2 separate regions of the Homo sapiens genome follow, and region 2 is linked to region 1. Evidence: chromatin loops called from intact Hi-C (ENCODE). Cell type or tissue: PC-3. All regions are shown on one strand. Links, peaks and the distances in the headings refer to the core of each region. The heading gives the core; the rest is flanking DNA. Region 1 overlaps LINC00973 (long intergenic non-protein coding RNA 973). Region 2 has its middle 8.7 kb from the start of CPOX.

What was found. Peaks named below come from ENCODE experiments on the same cell type or tissue, not always from the same donor. Only the 100,000 strongest peaks of a DNase experiment are listed, where the experiment ranks them.
Region 2: a loop joins it to region 1, with 10 times the contacts of the local background. A loop is called at or near these places in 71 of 110 quality-filtered maps.

The regions. Positions count from the first base shown.
Region 1 is chr3:98,988,064-98,999,506 of GRCh38, reverse strand. It overlaps LINC00973 (long intergenic non-protein coding RNA 973), which reads right to left. Exons shown (of 3, transcript NR_186665.1): 3 at 666-1,737. Among named protein-coding and RNA genes, the nearest start is that of LINC00973, 79 kb to the right of the region's middle. In PC-3, for the core only: CTCF peaks have their summits at 5,146 (motif pointing right) and 7,919 (motif pointing left); a DNase peak (open chromatin) is centred at 5,156; H3K27ac peaks cover 836 bases.
Region 2 is chr3:98,596,609-98,608,051 of GRCh38, reverse strand. No RefSeq gene overlaps it. Among named protein-coding and RNA genes, the nearest start is that of CPOX, 8.7 kb to the right of the region's middle. In PC-3, for the core only: a CTCF peak has its summit at 5,793 (motif pointing left); a DNase peak (open chromatin) is centred at 5,771.

The DNA of each region.
Region 1 (11,443 bases), core at 1,645-9,644:
TTATCCTAAGTAAATTAATGCAGAAGCAGAAAACCAAATACTACCTGTTTTCACTTATAAGTGGGAGCTAAACATTGGGTACTCATGGACATAAAGATGGCAACAATAAACACTGGGGACTAATAGAGGTGGGAGAAAGGGGGCAAGGTTTGAAAAACTAACCATTTCATACCATGCTCACTACCTGGGTGACAGAATCAATCATACCCCAAACCTAAGCATCATGCAGTATAGCCATGTAACAAACGTGTACATGTACTTTCTGAATCTAAAATAAAACTTGAAATTATTTTTAAAATTATAAACCAAAACCAAATAAAAAATTTAAAAAAATATTTTTGCAACACAGTCAATCCTATTCGTTAAGATATTGTGTATGGCTGCTTTTGAGCTACAGTAGTAGAGTTTACTAGTTGTGGCGTATTTACTATCTACAAAGTTTTACCCATGCTCTATGTGAATGGCACCATCTAGAGCTGAGTACTACAAAACTTGCACAATCATGCAGCATCCCAAAAACTACAGATCCCTGGCAAAAATCATCATCCCTACTGTGTCAGGAAAGTGACTTCAAATAACATGTGAGGTTCAATGGGGGCTATATTAGTGGGACTGTAACAGGATACATTTTAGAAGAGGATAAAAATCACAACTGCAAATACAAATTTAACATGTCAAGACTTTTATTTAACTAAATAATTGAGAGAATCAATAATATATAACAACCAGTTCAAATGAAGATTTGACTTCCAGAGATTTACAGTTTCTAGCTCATCAAAGAACACCAGAGCTACACAGTTAAAGGAGTGTATTAGTCCATTTTCATGCTGCTGATAAAGACATACCTGAGACTGGGTAATTTATATATAAAGAAAATGAGGTTTAACGGACTCACAGTTCCATGTGGCTGGGGAGGCTTCACAATTATGGCAGAAGGTGAAAGGCATGTCTTACATAGCGGCAAACAAAAGAGAGTCAGAATCAAGTGAAAGTGGAAACCCCTTATAAAACCATCAGATCTCATGAGACTTATTCACTACCACAAGAACAGTATGGGGTAAACTGCTGCCATGATTCAATTATGGGAATCATGGGAGCTACAATTCAAGATGAGATTTGAGTGGGTACACAACCAAACCATATCAATGGGCAAAAGCAGATTTTAATCAGGAACTATTGCAATATGGGAAAAGAGACCTCAATATAGAATTGTAATCAATTCCAAACACAACACGGACAACTTGTGGATTTATAGCCAACGAGCAAGGTCGGGGTTAGTGGATGCAAAATTACTAAAAGGAAGCATTAAGTGTAAGGGGTGATTTCTAGCTAAATAATCCAATAGGATTCTTATTGAAAGCTGGCCAGGATGAATGGATGTCACCTCGGGGACTCAGGGGAATTATAAATTAAATCAGATATCAAGGGTAGGGGTTCTGGTTAAACCAACTTAGCAAGACTGTTGCTATGGTTGTGTAATGCGTGTCTGATAAGGATAGACACTAAGGTCACAGCCTACAGGGCTTATAGGCAACTGACTAGGGTTTGGTCAAGGAGACAGTTTTTGTCAGTTTCTCCTCATGTTTCAGGAAGGAAGAAATTCTTCTTGAGCAATAAGAGTCCATTACACAAATGCCTTTTGTTCATTAAAGACCAGCTGAACCATCTGTTGAGACTTGGTAGTAGAGGATATCTGCTGGATGGTGCAAGTAGTCAGGTATTGAAGGAGGAGAGTTTCTAGGAAAACAAAGTAAGACAAAAATTAATGGTTGAAGCAAGCTGAAAACCCAGTTTCTGAGTCCAGAGTATAACCAGCTGACAAGAGTTTATGTTGGGTTAAAAGCATTTTTAGATGGTGGAGTGAGGATGGCAGTGGAGAGCTGACAGATTTCCTGGCTTGCAGTTTGAATGTCTTTGGTGATGATACATGCATTAGTGCTGCAGTTTTGGTTATTTCTCAGAACAGAGCATGGAAACATCTAGCTTCAAATACAGGGCTTCTTTAGATAGTCCCAAGAAGAACATGGGCAATCAGGTTTTAGTTCTCAGTAATGCAAAGTCAGGAGTGTGGGAGAAAAATTGGAAATGTTCATTTGGAGATATGTAGCCAGATTTCAGAGGAAACTAGAAAAGTTGAGGAGGTTCCAGTCTAGTTTACAGATAGATAATAAAGTAGAAAGTAAAATGGAGTTACCAGGAGGCGAAAAATAGCTCTAAAACAATGAACACTCAGAAAAGTATGCTATAGCTTTCCATGAAAATACAAAATTTCTCACTACAATCACCCTCATTTTGATTAAAGATAACTAAAGTAAGGTTATTCTTGTCTTCAGAATAAGTCTGGTCTCATTAGATCTGGCATGATTGTTTACCTAGGTGCAGCAAGACTATAATTGACCACAAAGACCTTTTTAAGTTTGCTTTGCTGAAACTTTTCATAAGGAATCTCAGATTAGACTTCTAAAATCCTCTCAAGACTAGGAAACCAAGCCAAGACTTTGCCACCAGATTTTACCTTCAATACCTACCAATTTGGGTGAATCCCTCTCTCCTTGAAGTCCCCAAAATACTCTAAGTTTCCTAGGCCTGCCTGAATAAAAACTACATTACTCACATGGAATGCTGCAAACACTATAAGTTAGTTCCCAGGCTATTTTTTCTAGAAGGGCTTTTTAAGCATTGGTTCCGTAAAGTCAACCTTAACTCCTTAAATCTGTCTGGTCATATCTGATTCTATGCCTATTATTCTTAAATATAACATTCCAGTCAAAGCCTTGGTTAATACAACCAATGTTTCCAATTATGTCCTGGTAAAATAAAAAAGGTAGATTCTTATTGAACTTATGTAAATAATTATATTACCATGAAAATAAGAATATTCAAAAAGAGCTTTGGAATTCTGAAGGGATCAGGAAAGGGAAAAGATAAATGTTTCATTTCTGTTTACAAAAGTATAATATACTAAATCATTGTAATTTATGGATAGTTTAAGAGAAAAAAGAAAGGGGTTTCTTATATCCAAAAAATGGAGCATTAAAGAACTAACAATATTCCAAAGAAAAACCATTATCTTCTCTCACCAGTTCATTCAGTCCCATGTTATTAATTCTTATTCTACTCAGCCTTGAGTTAATAGTTTCATAAACCCATCAGCTTTTCAATAAAACTCTTGGGACTTACATATGATTCCAAGGAAGACAGGTAATGAATGAGATTAAATTTTCTGCTAAACAGGTGGCTGGGTCTCAGATTCAGAATATATTTGATTTAAAGAAACTAAAGCATGTTGATATGTTTTGTATCTCTGAGTATATGAAGTAAAGTTCATATCTGTTGTATTCAAGTTTCTTGAGGACAGAGGCTTTGTCTTACTTCTATTTTCTTAAAGCTGACGCTGGATAAGTGATTCAAAAATATTTGCTAAATGGAATTGAAAGAAAAAGTCAATGAACAAAATAAATATAAACTAAGAAACAAAGAAAATTGGATATTTTACATAGTTAAATAAAACTTCATCGGGGGGAAGACTTCTAACGATGGATCATCTCACATGTGCACTATCCAAATTCTTATCTAACTTCACTGTGTCATGTATGAGAGAAATAACAAGAAGAATCTAATCTAGAAACTTAGGAGTTGCAGAGAGAGCCTTACATCTGCCTGTTTTCTAAGGAAACTGATTGAGGAAAGAGGATCAAATAGAAAATTATTTTCTCCTGCAGGAGAAAAAATATACTGGAAGTTTACACTTTAAAGGACACCTTAAGGATTATCTGATTCAACTGTTTTATTGTCTTTAAGCTAGTTTGCAACTCTGTAAATTGAAAATAAATGGTAACAACACAAAAATAATTCTTGCCTATTGACATGCAAATTCCATCCTGTTCAATAAAAGTCCAATTGATTTCCCTTCCCCTCCTGTGGAAAAACCAATTTTGCCCCCACCTGCAAGTTCATTTTAATATTTCTGATTTATAAATGTGTCTGGTCTTCAGATTCTCTTCTGAGCCAGCTGTAACATCTCCCTGGTTCCCTCATTGGTAAATGAGTAGAATAAAATATTTACCGTCTGTTCATTTTTATTTCTTTGACAGTCATGAGTTTCACCTTTTTTGAAAATTAGTTTTTAAGACTTCCCAAAATAATATTAGTTTTAGGAGAAAGTAAATATTCAATTCAAAAAACACACATAGTTAAAAACAGAATCAAAAAGAGGACATTCAAGCTGTCAAAATAAATTAGGAGGTAAGCTTGGAATAATTATTAGTGTGTTAAGGATACAGGTAAATATTTATGCTCATAATACATCACCTAAGCCCATTGCAGTAGCAACAGCATTCAGGTAATACTCTAAAAGCCATCTATAAATACATTGTTTTAATTATTTACCCCATTGCCTTCATCAAAATGTAGAGGTGAGTCAAATCCCAAAGCCAATTTCCTTTTTCTCCCTGTATTTACATTTGTTTCTTTCTTTTTGCTAAATATCCATGCAAAAATCACACTAGTGTTAAAATGTGTACATGTTATAGGGCTCAGTTATCCTCTTTTGAGTCTATTAAGAAATCTCCTGTGGTCTACTTCCAGGTAAGGCACTATAACAGCCCAATTCCTCTAGGACTGTCTGAGTTAACCTTCCTCAGAAGAGAGAAATTTGTGGAATAGCTTCAGGTTACAAAAATCACAAGGATCTTATTATGCCAACTGAATTTGATGTGAGACACCTATTATTTCCAAACTCTATGGAATACAATTACACCATTAATTCTCTGGAGAGAAAGAGGAGAGTTTTCAGGGATAAGCATTAAAAGAGGTTCCCTTCTAAATTATAATTAATTGGGCTCTGAGGAAAGTAAACCACAAGCTGAGAGAGAGATGCTCATTTGGTGAAATAAATGCAGTTTCTCCCAGACACCAGAGCATTGTTTGGGAAAGGATATTTTAGAATTGAATATGTGAAAAAATAAGAAGAGGTAACACATCATTTCCACTGCAGTTTTGTTAGATTCTAAAAACTACACATTATGTGCAAGAGAACACCAAATGATTCCCCAGAACACAGACTCAAATGACAATCCTGGTTGATTACTTCTTTTCAAGCTACATTAACTGGTGATAAAAAAGTTACAGGCTTTCACCAGCAGAGGGAAATACTGTCCTAAGGAAAAACATGGAATCTCATGCCCATTTTTTCCATCTTAATTCTTCTGTGGTATAAGCAAGAAATGAATGCTTCTCCCTAGTTCTTCTCATTTTATGGCATGTTGAACAGCAGAGAATTTTCTATTCAATGCCTAGAGCATAATTGTTTTGAGGAAGGATGAAGGAGAATGCAGGAAGCTGTGAGATCAGAGAAGAGTCAACTGAGAGCTGTCAGGCTTTAGGAGACACATGAGGCTGAATTATAAAATAGTTCCATGTGCAAAGAGCTTTCCTTACATATTCATAACTCACTCCTCTCTCAAACCTCCAAATCCAAAGCTTATTCTGGAATATTGATGAGTCCTCATTGGCTCTTTTCTATGGGAGACTATTAGCCATCCTCAACCAACAGGAACTTCTAATGTATAGGCATTCAGGGAGTGTCCTTCAGGAACTATATATTTTTAAATGTCTAGCTGTTTTCCACTTAATATCTCCATAACCTTTTGGCTTTATTTTCCAAGGTTCCCAATTCTGCCAACAATTAAGAAGCTGATTTCATGAAGGGAAGCTATATCCTGCAGTTGAATTACACAGCAAGTGTCACAATCCTGAATGAAAAGGAGAATCTATGTTCCTGTGATACAGCAGGCCTAAGCATCCTCCTTCCAAACCAACTTTAAAGCCCCTTCTAGGGTCACAGCAAGCAGAGGTCACTATATGTCACAAGAAAAGAAGGTAGAGCATCTTCAGCAGAACACTGGGGTTGCACCCTTTGGTTAGAGAGAGATTGTGCAGTGCCACATTATACAGTTGTCTTCAGAGAAGAAAGAAAGAAAATTGGAGCAAGGAAGGCAGGCAGGCAGGCAAAATGGTACAGGTCACTGTGTAAGACACTTTGGCAATTTCTTTAAAACCTAAACATTCTTACCACAAGATCCAGTAATAATGCTCCTTGGTATTTATCCAAAAGAAGTTTAAAATTTTTGTCTATGCAAAAAAAGCACATAAATATTTATAGCAGTTTTATTCATAATTTCCCAAACTTGGAAACAACCAAGCTGTCCTTCAATAGGTGAATGGATAAAGAAACCGCGGTGCACATGGAATACTATGCAGCCATAAAAAAGAATGAAATCATGTCCTTTGTGGAAGCATGGATGGAGGTGGAAGCCATTATCCTAAGCAAATTAATGCAGGAACAGAAAACCAAATATCACATGTTCTGTCTTATAAGTCGGAGCTAAACATTGAGCACAGATGGACACAAAGAAGGGAAAAATAGATACTAGGTTCTACTTGAGGATGGAGGGTAGGAGGAGGGAGAGGATCAAAAAACTACTCAGGTACTATGTTCATTACATGGGTGATGAAATAATCTGTATACCAAACCCCCACAACATGCAATTTACCTATATAACAAACATGCACATGTACCCCTGAACCTAAAATAAAAGTTGGAAGTAAAAAAAATAAACTGTGGTACATCCAGATATGATGAATTATTTAGCAATAAAAAGAAATGAGGTGTGAAGACATGAAAATGCATGGAAGAACCTTAAACATATATTGCTAAGTAAAAGATGTCAATCTGAAAAGGCTATATTCCGTATCAATATAACCATATGACATTCTGGGAAAGGCAAAACTGAAGATAGTACAAAGATCAGTGGTTGTCAGGGGTTCAGGAGGTCAGAAGGAGGGACAAAATTTTTAGGGCAGTGAAACTATTCTGTAGGATACAGCAGTGACAGATACATTTGAAAAAACACAGAATGTACAACTGGGTGTAAACTATAGACTTTATTTCACAGTAATGCATTAATATTGGCTTATCAATTCTAACAGATATGTCACACTAATGAAAGATGTTAATAACAGAGGAAACTGAAGGGAGAGGGCAAGGGTCCTATTGAAATTATCTGTATTTTCTGCTCATTTTTCTGTTCATTTTTCTGTAAACCTAACTACAAAAAAATTAAGTCTACTATGAATGAAACAAACAAATGAAGAATATCAAGAAAGAGCTATGGGGTTGGAAACTCCTAGTAAAAAGGAAATGGTCTGACACCAGAATCTATTGAATATCTTCTCTGTTTTATTGTATATATTTATCATATAGATGTTCAGGTCCAATCAGGAGTCAGAAATCATATAGTGATTTAAACAGGGGAAGTTTAATATACAAAGTTATTAAACTATGGTCAAAGTGTAACTATAAAATATTTTTAAGGCTAAATATGCTACCGTAGGATGAGGAGAGCACTAAAGAAAGGCCAAATTTGGAACGTGTGACTTCTCCCCAAGTCTGGGTTGGAAAAAGTAAGATTGCAGCCCAGTGGACAGCAGAGAGGTTTCCTCTTTGCCTGGACCAGATCTTCTGCAGTCACTGAGCAAGCAGGAAACAACCCTCTGGGGCTCACGCTTTATACAGCCAGTGGCCAGCACGCTGGCAAGCAGAGTCAACCTTCCAGGCATGGTGAGAGTATAAGTGAGCTTCAGAAAGTGGTTAGAGACATAGGAGTAATAAGAAGAACAAATACCCTGAGGAGAAGAGGCCTAGAGTGCAGTGTTTCCTAGTGTCTCTGTCAATAAGGACCAGGAAATTGATCACCAGGTCAGGCAGGAGCTTCAAGGTTGTGTAGGGGCCAAATATTCTGGGCTTTTGGCTGGGACACAGCACAACCCTGTCTTCATCATCACACCACTAACTGACCCTACAATCACTGGAAGCAGCAGAAGATCCCCTTTTGCCTCCTATGTCCTTCTAGTGCCCTCTACTGAGGATGTTGAACATCATCCTCACTGTAAAGGAGATGCTTACAATAATTCCTTCCTTTATCACAGAACAAATATTGGAGAGTAAATTTGGAGCTAAGGGGCAATAAATTGATAACTGTCATATATGAATAAACTGTATGTAATTAAATACAGAATGTGAGTGCAATGATTCTCAAAAAAAATTTTTGTATTCCTAAAGTTCTAAGATTAAGAACCCTTCCAGGTATTTGTTAAATAAATTATTTGACTGGATTGACCCTCACTGCCCATTAAAATTAAGATTCTGGAGATCGTGCCGTTGCACTCTAGCCTGGGCAAGAAGAGCGAAATTCCACCTCAAAAAAAAAGATTTAAGATTCTGGAGTCTAGAGTGTGAAGTAAGCCCCATCACAGAAATCTAAGTGGGTGAGTCCCATTGTGCCTTCCCAGTATCTGATGTTATAGCAACACTGTGCTGAAGTTGTTAAAATCCAAGTCTGTTGGGAAAGTGAAGTCCATGATGATAGGTCTAAAAAATGTCTCAAATAGGAGAAGTTCAAAAGATTTCAAAGATGCTTTTGGCATTTATTTCTGGTTTGTTATAAGAATTGAATACTTTCCAAACATGAAGGGATAAAATGATTCAGGACTAAAGGCACCAATAAAATAACCTACTAAGGGAAAGTCTGCTAAGGTAGAACAGTAGCATGAGTGGTTAAGCAAGATTTTGGAACCAGACTCCTTGGATCGAAATCAGGGCTCTGCCACTTATTAGTGATGCAAGGTGCTTAACCTCTCTGTAAGTCAGTTTCCTCATTTTTAAGATGGAAATGGTAATCATTAAGGTGGCTCTTAGAGACATTGTGAGGTTAGATGAATAGATACATGTGAAGCATTCAGAACAGTGCCTAGCACAGAGTCCATGCGATATAAGCATGGCTATTCTTATTTTTAAACTTGTACATGTACTGTACAAATAGCAGGTAAAATCAAGGGAGGAATTTTAAAGAGTAAAATGAATACCATATTAAGAGATTGGAAAGAAGACTGTGAAACATGAAAAAAAAATTAGAAATTCCAAATCTCTAGACATTGTGAAGCATGAGACTTCTCCCATAAAAGGTAAGTGCAGATTTTTCAAGGGAGTCATGGCATCCCATACCTCCCACAAAATAAGAAAGGGCTCTAGTAGTTATGAAGAGTCTGCTATTCCCTCCGAAAAGTAAGGGTAGACATGGTAGTAGGTGGTTACTGAAGGGCATACCTTTCCTGGGGAAAGTAGTCATCTGCAGTTCTTATCAAATAACCCACCTCTTTCTCGGTCTCAATGATTGTATTATTTATACTCACTTCTGCTTATTACATGGATAACTTACATTCAGATGTTTTGCATCTAGAATTTAGATACTTTATGGTAAACACACTCATTTCTGAATATTTTCATTCAGTTTAACAATCCAGTTGTTTCCACTGGAAATTTCTTGGTGTATTCTCAACCATAATAAGATACTTTCCTACTTTGAACTTCTATTGAATGATAGCACAATTGCACATGCCGCTTGCAAAAAATAATTGGAGTTGGTCATGCTTGCTTTCTTAGGCAGCCTCATTTTCTAGGATGCAAATGGATGAAATACAGGTTCTGACCTTAATTTTCTCACTCCAGCATGCTTGAAATGATTTCATTGTCTCATGCTCCACTAGGACAATTCTATCAACTATTTTATTTCTTAATCTGTAAGGATATTAAGGTATAGTATTTTTTTCTAGTGTATGTCTGTGCATCTCTTTCTGTTCAAGTGTTTTGCGGTTTTCCATTAAAATCCCATCCTCTTAAACTTTTAAAAATTCTGTCCACTTATTTTATATCCTAAGAAGATTACATAATTAATAAAATAATAAATATTATACAGGTTAAATTAATCTGATTTCTTTCTGCATTGTGAGAAAAATCAACTTGGTTTCATTAAGACTGCTTGCCTCAGGAATCATTCCATTGAGTCATTGTAGGATAATACAAGTATATATAGCTTCTGATAAATACATCATAGATTCCAATAAGAAACCTGATTCCAAGCCCCTACTATACATGGATGGAACTGCCCTTTGTTCACCAAAATGGTAAGTTGCAATAAATGGCACCCATTATTATTCCACAGACTCAAATTTTGGCCAAAGACAGAGCTGGGATGGATGCTTAGACAGGAGGCACAGTGTATTAGTTCATTCTCACACTGCTATAAAGAAATACCTGAGACTGAGTAATTTATTACGAAAAGAGGTTTAATTGGCTCATGGGTCTGCAGGCAATACACGAAGCATAGTGGCTTCTGCTTCTGGCGAAGCCTCAGGAAGCTTCCAATCACAGCAGAAGGCAAAAGGACAGCAAGGTGTCTAGCAAGGGGGGAACAGTGGCAGGGTCAGGAGGGAGGAGCAACACACTTTTAAACAACCAGCTCTCTGAGAACTCTATCACAAGAACAACACCAAGGAGATGGTGCTAAACCATTTATGAAGGGTCTGCCCCCATGATTCAATCACCTCCCACCAGGCCCCACCTCTAATGTTGAGGATTACATTTCGACATGAGATTTGGGCAGGGACATAGATTCAAACCATATCACACAGCTTCACTCCCTGGTCACATTCTGTATTAAGAGCGCATTTGTAAAGAAAATATGTTAGCATGACAGTTAACACCATGATGAGAGGCATCAGAAGACAGTAAGTGAAGGCAGAACTCTAAATAAAGTAGAAGACGAAGTCAAATTGTTGGGTTTGCATTTTTGGGGTGGTGGGCATTGTTTGGTTATGTTTATTGTTGTCATTAGAAGCTTGCTGCCCATCCATCCACCAGTAAATGAAGGCTGTGATTTCCCTCCCATCCCTTCAGCCAAGGCTCCTAGGGAACCACATTATAACCCTGCCTCCAAAGTGTCTTGCCTAAAGTCTCACAACTACTATGTGTCAAAACAGGATTCGAACCCAATTGCCCTTGGCTTCAATATTCTCAGATTGACCTTCAGGTCTGTTACATAAACCCCCAATGTGTGGCTAGCCTGGAAAACACAATGTAAACCCCACTACAGTCCCTTATCTGAAATTCCAGATCCAAAATGTTCTGAAAACTGCAAGGTTTTCCTAAGTTTGTGGTAAATGCATTTGGTGGTAAATCTGACCTGAACTGACAGAAAGATATTTACAGTCTTTTTTTTTAATTGTTTTTTTTTTATTTTATTATTATACTTTAAGTTTTAGGGTACATGTGCACAATGTGCAGGTTAGTTACATATGTATACATGTGCCATGCTGGTGTGCTGCACCCATTAACTCGTCATTTAGCATTAGGTATATCTCCTAATGCTATCCCTCCCCCCTCCCCCCACCCCACAACAGTCCCCAGAGTGTGATGTTCCGCTTCCTGTGGCCATGTGTTCTCATTGTTCAATTCCCACCTATGAGTGAGAATATGCGGTGTTTGGTTTTTTGTTCTTGCGATAGTTTACTGAGAATGATGATTTCCAGTTTCATCCATGTCCCT
Region 2 (11,443 bases), core at 2,297-10,296, 390 kb after region 1:
TACAGTATATACTGTATATATACAGTATATATACAGTATATACTGTATATATACAGTTACTTTATATACAGTTAAGAACTTTACAACAGAATAATCCAGTATGCCTCCTCCCTCATCCTTTGTGCTATTGTTGTCATTATATATATGTATATATATATATACATACACACATATGTTATGAAATCAGTCACACATTTTTGTTGTTTTAGCTTTAATCATTTGGTTGTTTTTTCAAAAATATTATGAAAAAAAGTCATTTTTTATAGTCTGAAAGTGACTAATTCCTTCCACTTTTTTAAATCTGAAAAAAAGTCTTCATTTTACCCTAATTTTTGAGGAATATTTTCACTGGATATAGAATTCTGGGTTGATTGATTTGTTTTTCTCTTAGGACTCTGGGTGTGTCATTCCATTGTCTTCTGGCCTCCATCAGAAGTCAACCATTGTTCATCTTATTTTTCTTTTTGTATGAATGTGTCCTTCATGTTTGGTTGCTTCCAAGCTTTTCTCTTTATCTTTGGTGGTCATGAGGTTGACTATAATATTCCAAAGTGTGATTTTCTTTGTATTTATACTTCTTGGTGTTTGTTGAGCTTCTTATATTTGTAAACTGATGTTTTCCACCAAATTTGGAGGGATTAGAGCCATCATGTCTTCAAATATTTTCTCTGCCCCATTTCCCCATTTCTGTCTCTCTCTCTGTGACTACAAGGATATATAGATCTCTTGATATTGTCCCACACGTCATTGAGGCTCTGTCCATTCTTATCTCAATCTTTTTTTCTTCTCTATTATATTGATTAGATAATTTCTATTGATTTGTCCTCAATCTCAAGAACCTCAATCTCCAGACTTCTGAAATCTTGAATCTGTTGTTAAGTGCGTCTTCAAACTTTTCATTTCAGATATTGAATTTTTCAGTTCTAGAATTTCCACTTGAATAACATGGGTAAAGTTTTGCTCATCTGAATTGACCATAAGTTTATCTTCAGAGATACTTACCCTTGGTCAAAGCTATAGAATTTATTAACTAAAGATAAAAGATGTTTTCTAACCACCTAAAGATGAAAGAAGCATTAGAAATGTGAATGTTGGCTGGGCACGATGCTCACACCTGTAATCCCAGCACTTTGGGAGGCCGAGCCTGGCAAACTCCTAAGGTTAGGAGTTCAAGACCACCCTGGTCAACATGGAGAAACACCATCTCTACTAAAACTACAAAATTAGCTGGGTGTGGTGGTGGGCACCTATAATGCCACTTACTCAGGAGGCTGAGGCAGAAGAATCAATTGAACCTGGGAGGCGGAGGTTGCAGTAAGCCAAGATTGCACCACTGCACTCCAGCCTGTGCAACAGAGTAACACCCTGTCCCCCCCCCCCAAAAAAAAAAAAAAGAAAAGAAAAGAAAAAGAAAAAGAAATGTGAATGTTTTAGGAAAAGAAATTCTAAAAGCTTTGTAACTAAAGATAAACTACAGTGTTGAATATGGGTATCAACTTTAGTCTCCACTTTCTTTATATCATCAGTTAACATTGTTGTTATTATTCCAGAATAAAAGAAAAAAGGGAGGAATGGATGAAACAAAAAGTAACAGGGCCTAGAAATTAGAGTGGATTCTAAAAGAAAAGATGGGAAGATAAAGAGAAATTTGATCTTTTTGTAATTCTTTGCAGATCCATAGTTTAGACAGACAGCAACATGGCGATTTTCTGACGACTCATGGGAGGAACATTAGCCAGTTCCAGACTTTTTCTGTTTCCCCTCTGTGTTGAAAATTAAACTCAAAACTTAACAGGTCAGGAAATGTCTACCCACCTGATTCCACTTGCTGCTGTAGCAACTTTTATTCTTAATTTACTTTGCTGAACCTCTGTTATGCACCGGTAAGATAGGAATAATAAGAAAATTTATTATTTTGATAGAATATTTGACTGAGTCAGCCAGGCGCGGTGGCTTACGCCTGTAATTCCAGCACTGTGAGAGGCCGAGGCAGGCGTATCACAAGGTCAAGAAATCAAGACCATCCTGGCCAACATGGTGAAACTCCGTATCTACTAAAAATACAAAAATTAGCTGGGTGTGGTGGCACATGCCTGTAGTCCCAGCTACTCGGGAGGCTGAGGCAGGAGAATCTCTTGAACCTGGGAGGCAGAGGTTGCAGTGAGCCAAGATTGCGCCACTGCACTCCAGCCTGGGCGACAGAGCGAGACGCTGTCAAAAAAAAAAAAAAATTGACTGAGTCAAATTAATAAGTCATCAGTGATTCACATCAGAGGAGAAACTAAAAGTTTTTAGATAATTGCTAAGTGTCAGGCACTGTGCTAAACAGCTAAGATAGGTTGTTTCGTTTTTTTCATACAAAAACAGTGAGAAATTTTCTTATTGCTATCTTATGGGTGAGGAACAGAGGTTCAACAAAGTAAATTAAGAATAAAAGTTGCTACAATGGCAAGCAGAGTCACGTGGGTAGACATTTCCTGAACCAAGTGAGTTTTGAGTTTAATTTTCAACACAGAGTGGAAAGAGAAAAAGTTTGGAACTGGGTAATATTCCTCCCATAAGTCATCAGAAAATCACCATGTTGTTGTCTGTCTAAACTATGGATCTGCAAAAACTGTGTCCAGAAAGAAAAGCGCCTTTGTGTCTAACTTGTAAAGACCTTTAATGGATGTTTGATAATGCCAAAGATGATGGTGACTAACAGCTGTTTGATAGTCTCCACCTGAATATAAGGCTGTAATTAAAACTAGTTTTCATTCTCTCTAGACAGATATGCAGCTTTGCTACATTGAACAGATTCCAGGTCAGTGATTTCCAAGTTGCAAAGTTTTGTATCCATTTCTATTGGAAATCCTTCTCTAGATCTAAATTAAACCTTCTTCTTGGCCAGGCGTGGTGGCTCATGCCTGTAATCCCAGCACTGTGGGAGGCCGAGGTGGGTGGATCACCTGGGGTCAGGGGTTTGAGACCAGCCTAACCAACATGGAGAAAACCCATCTCTACTAAAAATACAAAATTAGCCGTGCTTGGTGGTGCATGCCTATAATCCCAGCTACTCAGGAGGCTGTGGCAGGAGAATCGCTTGAACCTGGGAGGTGGAGGATACGGTGAGCCTAGATCCTAAATATCTCTAATCTCTATTCTCTACCATTAATTTGAACCAGTGACCTTCAGCTTATTTCTATGCACCCTCCCTAAGGGTCTCTCACTCTACTTCACTCTACTAAATTAATTGTTAACCCTCTGGGACTCATTTTTGTCCTTTGTAAAATGGAGGAATTCATTTAATCATGACTTTCAGACTTAGCTCTTCTTGGTCCTAGAGGTTCAAAGAAGTGATTCAGATAATCCTGTGTTAGAGGCTGACAAACAGGAGAGTCATTGCCCAGCCAGAACACTCCTGCAACAAAAGCAGCTCTGCTTTCTGTTCACATAGGAATTGGACTTCTTCATAAGATTTTATTTAAAGAGATCTCATACTAAATCAAGTCTGAGAACCACTGGAGTAGGTTCCTTTTAGCTCTAAACAGTCTAAGACAATATCCCATGATTCTGCAATCTCAAAAACTCTAACAGAAGGAAGAGCTGTTTCACTGTTTACATTTTGTATGTTTTCAGCTGAAAGATTAGAAATGTGGGTGATACCCGTGGAATACTATGCAGCCATAAAAAATGATGAGTTCATGTCCTTTGTAGGGACATGGATGAAATTGGAAATCATCATTCTCAGCAAACTATCACAAGAACAAAAAACCAAACACCGCATATTCTCACTCATAGGTGGGAATTGAACAATGGGAACACATGGACACAGGAGGGGGAACATCACACTCTGGGGACTGTTGTGGGGTGGGGGGAGGGGGGAGGGATAGCATTGGGAGATATACCTAATGCTAGATGACGAGTTAGTGGGTGCAGCGCACCAGCATGTCACATGTATACATATGTAATTAACCTGCACGTTGTGCACATGTACCCTAAAACTTAAAGTATAAAAAAAAAAAAAAAGAAATGCGGGTGATACATAAAACTTGGCTGAGTACATAAGTAGGAACTGCTCCTGGCAGAGGGACCCCCAGGAATGAATTCCTTTCTTATGCAATCATTCATACTCACTCCTCAGGTACTAGAGAAAATACTCATATTGTTATTTTCCCTGGTGCTGATAATTTAATGGTATCAGAATGGCATCAGAATTCTAGGCAGAGTCAAGGAGAGCAGAACCCTAGATAAGAACCCTAGATCACCTCTCCTCCTCTGGCCTCTCCCACCCCTGTGGCAGCTCCTCCCATTCTAGCCACTGGCATGATAAGCAGAACTGAAGTTTATTTCAGTATTTCTTAGGTCAAACACTTCAAAGCTGCCACAGTTCCTGAAAATCTACCCCAACATCTACAGGATCACCAGGTGAGATGCTGGATGTACCCCCTTCTCAGCTTCTGGTGCTACAGAGAACAGTCCAGTTTTTCTCTGGTGACTGCATAGTTCACAGGAGTTCTCCTTGCAGGATCTGCTGCTCAAAACCTAGGGAGGATGCCTGCCAGGTACTCTATCCTATATGTTTGTATAAAACAGCGGGGTGTGGTTGAGGCAGAGTACTTTATTACAAGCTTGAGCTCTGGTTTGAACTCCAAAGAAGGAAGGATTTATAATGTTCAAATTATTGTGAGTCACTGTTGTGGATAATCCTAAAGTTTTCTGGAAACCCTTTCTTGGTTGGAAAAGGAGCAGCATTACATCTACCTGACCTCCCCGATATACTGCCTCCACTCTCTTCCCTTGCCTCCCACCCCCCCATTTCACTTCCAGAATAATCTATCTCAGATATAAACCTCATTAAGCCATCTTCTGCTTTAATGCCTTTTGATGGATTTCTATGGACTTATGAATAATGTACAAGTTCTTTAACAGAGCATAAAAAGACCAGCCTCATTTCGCTCCATTTTCTATTCTGCAATTTTTGTTGCTGCCATTCCATTATCACTGTAGCTAAGAGTCGGAACATGAGGTCTTTGCCTGACTGGGTACTCACTATTAAGAGGATCCTTCTTTATTGATTGATTGATTGATTGAGTCAGAGTCTCTGTCACTCAGGCTGGAGTGCAGTGGAGCAATCATAGCTCAATGCAGCCTTGAACTCCTGGACACGAGCGATCCTCCTGCTTCAGCCTCCTGAAGCTGGGACTACAGGCGTACACCACCACATCTGACTACTTTATTTATTTAATTTTTAGTAGAGTTGAGGTCTTTCTACGTTGCTCACAGGGTTCTCGAACTCTAGGCCTCAAGCAAAACTCCTACCTTGGCCTCCCAAAGTGCTAGGAATACAGGGTGAGCCACTGTGCCTGGCCCCTTTTTAAATTTTTAAAATAGTTCTGTATTTCTCAAGAGTGACTCTAAGGTCCCCTGCTATACAATCAATAAATATGATTATTAAAAATAATACTTATAATAATAGAGCTAATATATATTGCTAGGCACTAGGTTGTGTTCTAAGTTAACTTATCTAATCATCACAACTACCCTAAGAGGGAAATGTTATTTCTAACTTCATCCAGTGGATGAGGAAATCCAGGCACAGGGAGGTTACCTAATTGCCTAAGTTCACAAATGGCAAAGCCAGTTTTCAAACCCTGGCCATCAGACTCCATGAGCCATTCCCTTAACTATGCTCTTAGAGAGTATCCCATTAAAAAGCAGGTTCACAGGCTCCTCTACAGCCTCGAAACATACACTTTTAACAAGATCCCAAGCTCTAGATGCTGGTTTGCAAATTAGTAGGTGAGTGCCCTCTAGTGTACACACGAGTGTCACACATTTGTTGATGTATCATGTTTTCTAATGTGCTCTGTAAAAAAGAGCCAAATTTCATTATGCACGTATTTCAGTGGTTGTAGTTGGATAAATTATATTCATGTCGATGACTAAACTGGTTTGTACCACCTTAAATTTATTTTTGACACAAATTCTATAAACACAGTATTGCCATAAACGCTGTCTCTCTGGTTAGACCCCAGCAGCTCCTAGAAATTCAATTTAAATATTGGAGGCCCCCCTTCCCAATACAGCTTGTTGTTAAGAATGGAGGTTCATAGCCTTAGTGCACAACAAATGCTAAGTGGAAAACATCACATCCACTCTGCAAGAGTCAGGTTTTATCCATCCTCTCTATGTTGGTTGCACTAGACCATTAATTGTCTTCAGTAGGCCGCGCTCAGCTTATTCCCTCATAAGGGGATGCCATTACATTTGAGGCCCTCAGTCTTTCTTCCTGTCATCTTTAAGTGAAAGTTAGAATAGAGATAATCCATCCACTATTTAGTGTGATGTGCATAAACTCCCTATGTTACTACGTTAGGCTACTGGTTATTCTCAGAAAGGATTCCATTCACGTATTTATTAGGTTATAATTTAGTGTTTATAACAAAAGACCCCAAAATTCAGTGGCTAAAACAAAAGTGAAGTTCATTCTGTCTGATTGAACTTTCCAGAGTCATAGTCCAAAATGCATAGTGTTGCTCTGTCATCCTCACTCAACACACAGATTTTATTTCTGGGTTCAAAGTGGCTGTTCCACTTCATGCCTTCACAGCTGTATCCTAGCCAGTAGCGAAAAGGCCAGAGGAAGCACATTTATTCCTTTTAAGAATAAACTCAGAAGTGACACACAATAGTTTTATTCACATCCTACTGGCCAGGATTTGATCATAAGCTTCAAGAGGGGATATGAGTGTAGTGGAAGCATTCTGCTCTACTATAGCTGCTAGCTGAAGCTGCTATATGCTCCACGAAACCTGGAGAATGATTATTAAAGTAAGAAGAGAAAAATGGATTTTTGTTGGACAACTAGTTGTCTCTGCCACAAACCATTTCTTCTGTTTGTATATTTTTATGTGATTCTACAAGTGTCAATTATTCACTGAAAATAGGCAGAAAAATAAGTCTCCATTATTTTAAGAATTCAAGTTAAGAAAATACTAGAATTTTTATGGAGACGCTGCTGATTCTGTTGAGAACCTTGTTTTCTTTGGTACATGGTCCTTCATGGTAGGTAGAGACTTCTTTATTATGAACCTAGGCCATCAGTTCAAAAGTAAATATAGGCAGTCATGGCATTGCATGATTCCAAGAGGCACAAATTACATTTCGTTATCATGATTTGGTTAAATATCACCAGCTCCCCAATGGAGTTCAAATTTCAGTTACCACATTAGATAACTGTGGGTAATTGTGTAAAGTTGTGTAAAGTACAAATCTGGTGCTAGCTCTTCAGTCCACAAATCACTACATAAATAACATAAATGCATCATGTTCACGACCAATCATGCTACTTTTTTTCAAAGTCTGTTGGTGATTGGTCAGTGCCCATCTGTTATTCAGTTTATGCACAATTTATGCAAAGTGTGTAGCTATGTTGTTTCTTTGTTGCCCCATGATAAACGCATGTGACATTTTACAAAAATGGATCATTGAAAGAAGGAATTGGTCAACAAAGATGAAAGTGCAGCAAAGAAACAGAAAGCAACAAAACTGGAAGTGAAATTCTAGTTGAACCTAAATGGAATTACTGAATAAATAGCTAACCAGGGCAATGTTAACATTGTTGCCTTTTGAGGCACTTAGATATGCACCCAGAAGAACGGGATTAGTCAAGGTTCTCCAGAGAAACAGAACCAACAGAATGTATATGTGTTTACATATATGGAGACAGAGAGGAATTAGTTGATTGATTTTAAGGATTATGGAGGCTGGAAAGTCCAAAATCTGCAGGGTGGGCCAGAATAAATCCAGGGAGTAACTGATGTAGCAGTTCAGGTCCGAAGGCCAACTGGCGACAGAATTTGCAAAATTCCTTCTTGCTCAGGGGAAGTCAGTCTATTGTTGTATTCAGACCTTCAACTGATTGGATGAGGCCCACTTACATTTTGGAGGACAATCTGCTTCACTTCAAGTCTACTAACCTAAATGTTAATTTCCTCACAAAAACATCTGGAATAGTGTTTGACCAAATATCTGGGCACTATAGCCCAGTACATTTGACCCATAAAATTAACCATCACAGGAACTTAGTGAAGGCAAACTTACTGACATATGTGAAGAAAGTGTTTGTGTTGGATGAAGATATTTCAGAGGAAGTGATGCTGGAAAAAAAAAAAAAAGAAAAAACCCATTTCACGTTAAAGAAACTATTAGAATATTTCGCAACACTGAAGGCACAAAGGATCAAATGTTGAAAGCTGATCCAGACTTAGAAAGTCTGACAGTTCACTGAGGCATAGAAAAGATACTTGTTTCATATCTTCAGTTATACAATAAGAAAAAGAAGGGAGGCACTGTTCAAACTACTTTATAGAAGTGTGAAAAAATAAAACACATTAATTCTCAATGTTTCTAATGTTTTAAATTACAATGCACCAACAAAAGTAGTTTTACTGTTTTTCATCTACAACCTACAGTAACTGAGTTTTTAATGTTTCTATTAAAAATTAAATTAAAGATCACGGCTGGGTGTGGTGGCTTATGCCTGTAATCCTAGCACTTTGGGAGGCTGAGGCAGGTGGATTGCCTGAATTCAGGAGTTCGAGACCAGCCTGGGCAACACGGTGAAACCCCGTCTCTACTAAAATACAAAAATTAGCCAGGCTTGACAGCGTGTGCCTGTAATCCCAGCTACTTGGGAAGCTGAGACAGGAGAATTGCTTGAACCTGGGAGCAGAAGTTGCAGTGAGCTGAGATCGTGCCACTGCACTCCATCCTGGGCAACAGAGCGAGACTCCGTCTCAAAAAGTATGTATATATTAAAGATCACATAACAATCCTAATTTCTTCCTATTGATTATTAAGAATGATATGTCTGGCTTCTGCTTGCAAGGTCACTGTCATGGTCCCACAACTATTACAAATGCCTATGTAATAGTTCATTTGAAGAGATTATTTGGTGGCTCAAATGGAATCCTTTTTTCCTAGGAGGATGGGAAAGGCTGGCAGCTCCTCTGTGTGTCCTGAAGTTCCTAGTAAGGTGCAGGTGTTTAGTAAATGTTATTGACATTGTATTAGCACACAATGACTCTGGGTCAGATGAAGAGCAATGTTGTAACATTAATAGAGCCTTAGAGACAAGGTCTAGACTTGGTCTATCACTAAACCCATCTAAGCCTCAGTTTTCTAATCTATCATGTGAGTAGTGACAATAGTGGTCCTGTCTACCTTATGGGGTTGATTGGAACCTAACACATAGAAGGTGCTAAGTAAATGTCTATAGAAAGAATAAACGATTCAGGACTCAGTTTGACCAACAAAGTTGGTCAGTTACCCTACAAAGTTCTCATAACCCTTCAGTTATAGTTGAGTTCCTGTTTTACACAGGAAGGCTGCCTGAGTGCTGGTTAGAATGAAGGTGAGGACAAATATTTGGAGAAAGCAAGCCAGATCCGTTGAAGGTACATATATTAGAACCCCAAATGGCTATTCCTTTGCTCAATCCTCTTTCTCATTCCCCTTGACCTTTATACTCCTTGAATGCAGCCTGAATGGTGCAATTTGGGAAGAGAAGAAAGTAAAACAAACCTTGAGCCTGACCATGAGGTCTCTGAGTGGCACATATTCTTGTATTTTTAGTTCTCTCTGCTGCCTCACTTCCTTAAGCAAAAACAAACAGAACCATGCTCTAGTCTTCCACTCCAAATAAAAGATCAACATCACAACTTCCCACCCTGAGCTACTGTTGTTCTATATGTTCTTTCATTTCAGCTGCCACCCCAACAGGTTTTCCGAAACTCTTGTTTCAAAGGCAGCCAATGACTTCATTATTTCCCATAGCCTCTACTCGGTACTTCTGTTCTCTGGATGATCAGAGAGTAAAGCTTTCTGCCTGCTGACCCCACTCTCCTCTTTGGTGCTGTCTCCCTCCATGTTTCTGTGACATCACACTCAAGGCCCCAAGACTTCTTGCTTTTTGTCCCTAATGTGACTGTTGTCCCATGTTCTGACATCAAGCCCTTTATCTTTTAGTTGTAAGAGTTCTTCTGAATGAGCTCATCATCCCAGCACTATGGGTATCTCAAAAATCTCTCTCTCCAGCCCTCATCCCTTTCTGGCCTCATGTTTCCATTTATATAGCTACTAATGTCTCAAGTTCAACATGTCTGCAGTAAGTCTGCAGTAAGAGAATATTTCAAATGTGCTTTTCCCTCCTCCTGCATTCATTCAACCTCATTAATTCTAGAAATAGGTCCTGGCCCAGGCTAAAGAGTTAGACATGGGGGAAAAGATCACTCTAGATAGATGCAGAGAACAAAGGGAATTGATTTTTGACTCCTAAGTTTACATGGATATTGATATGGGTCTAAAGTAAAAGGTCTTAAATGTGTATTTTTCAAGAGAGTATTCCAGTCCACCAGAGGAGATGAACTCTCAATGACATGAATGGAAGTAGCTTTATGTTTCTTGAGCAAGTACTACTGGTTGCAAGTGCCCTGAAAGCATCATGGAGGCAGGTACAGGAACAATATTAAATATCTTTCTTATTGCTGCCTGATGAGGACCATTAAACATGTACCCAATACCCATTGTTCTTTGATTGCCTCACAGGAGGAACACCTATATATATCCCAACACTTTGTCATCAGCATCTTCTCAAATGACCCACCTTTTTGGTTGGCCCATAACATTTTTAAGACTCTGAGAATGGATGGTAAGAGCATTTTATACTGAAGGGATGGAGTGGCCAGGAAGCTCCTGTATCTGGGCAAATGGAACAGCCAGAGAGCTTTAGCTAAACTGGTGGGAATACTTCTATTAAGAATTGTCTCTATCAAACTGATTATCTCCTGTCCTCCCTATAAACTCCTGCTCTGTACCTGCTAGTTCTTCTTTCTAAGTTCCCTATTTTTGTTAATCTTAGATATGTAGGCTCAAAACCCTAGAATCATATTCAAAAATTTCTCCCTCTGGTGGGCATTTATGGTACTTTCTGCTCATCACATTTCCCTTTGTCTAGAAATGATACCCCACATGATATCTCCAACTTCCCTACCCCAAAACACTAACGGGAGAGTCCATGTTCTTACATGATCCCATTTTTTCACTCATGGCTATTTTTTATTGGTTGGTCCCATGGTAGGTATTTGAACCAAGGTGGGAAACAGTCTATATCAGAAAGGCTTAAGCTGCAACAAAACACCTGGCAGACAGTTCTTTAAATTATTTTTTCTCATATAACAAGAAGTTCAAAGGTTAGTGGCCCAGTGCTGGTGCATTTGCTCATGGATGTCATCAGGACCAAGGTTCCTTCTTTCTGACTGCTCTGCAAACTTTTACATGGGACTTTCAGAGTCTTAGTCACAAAATGGTTGCTGCAACTCCAGACATTACATCAATATTACTATAGGGAAGAATTAGGGAGAAGCCACAGGGACTGAAAGGATAGGTACCATGAGTTAGT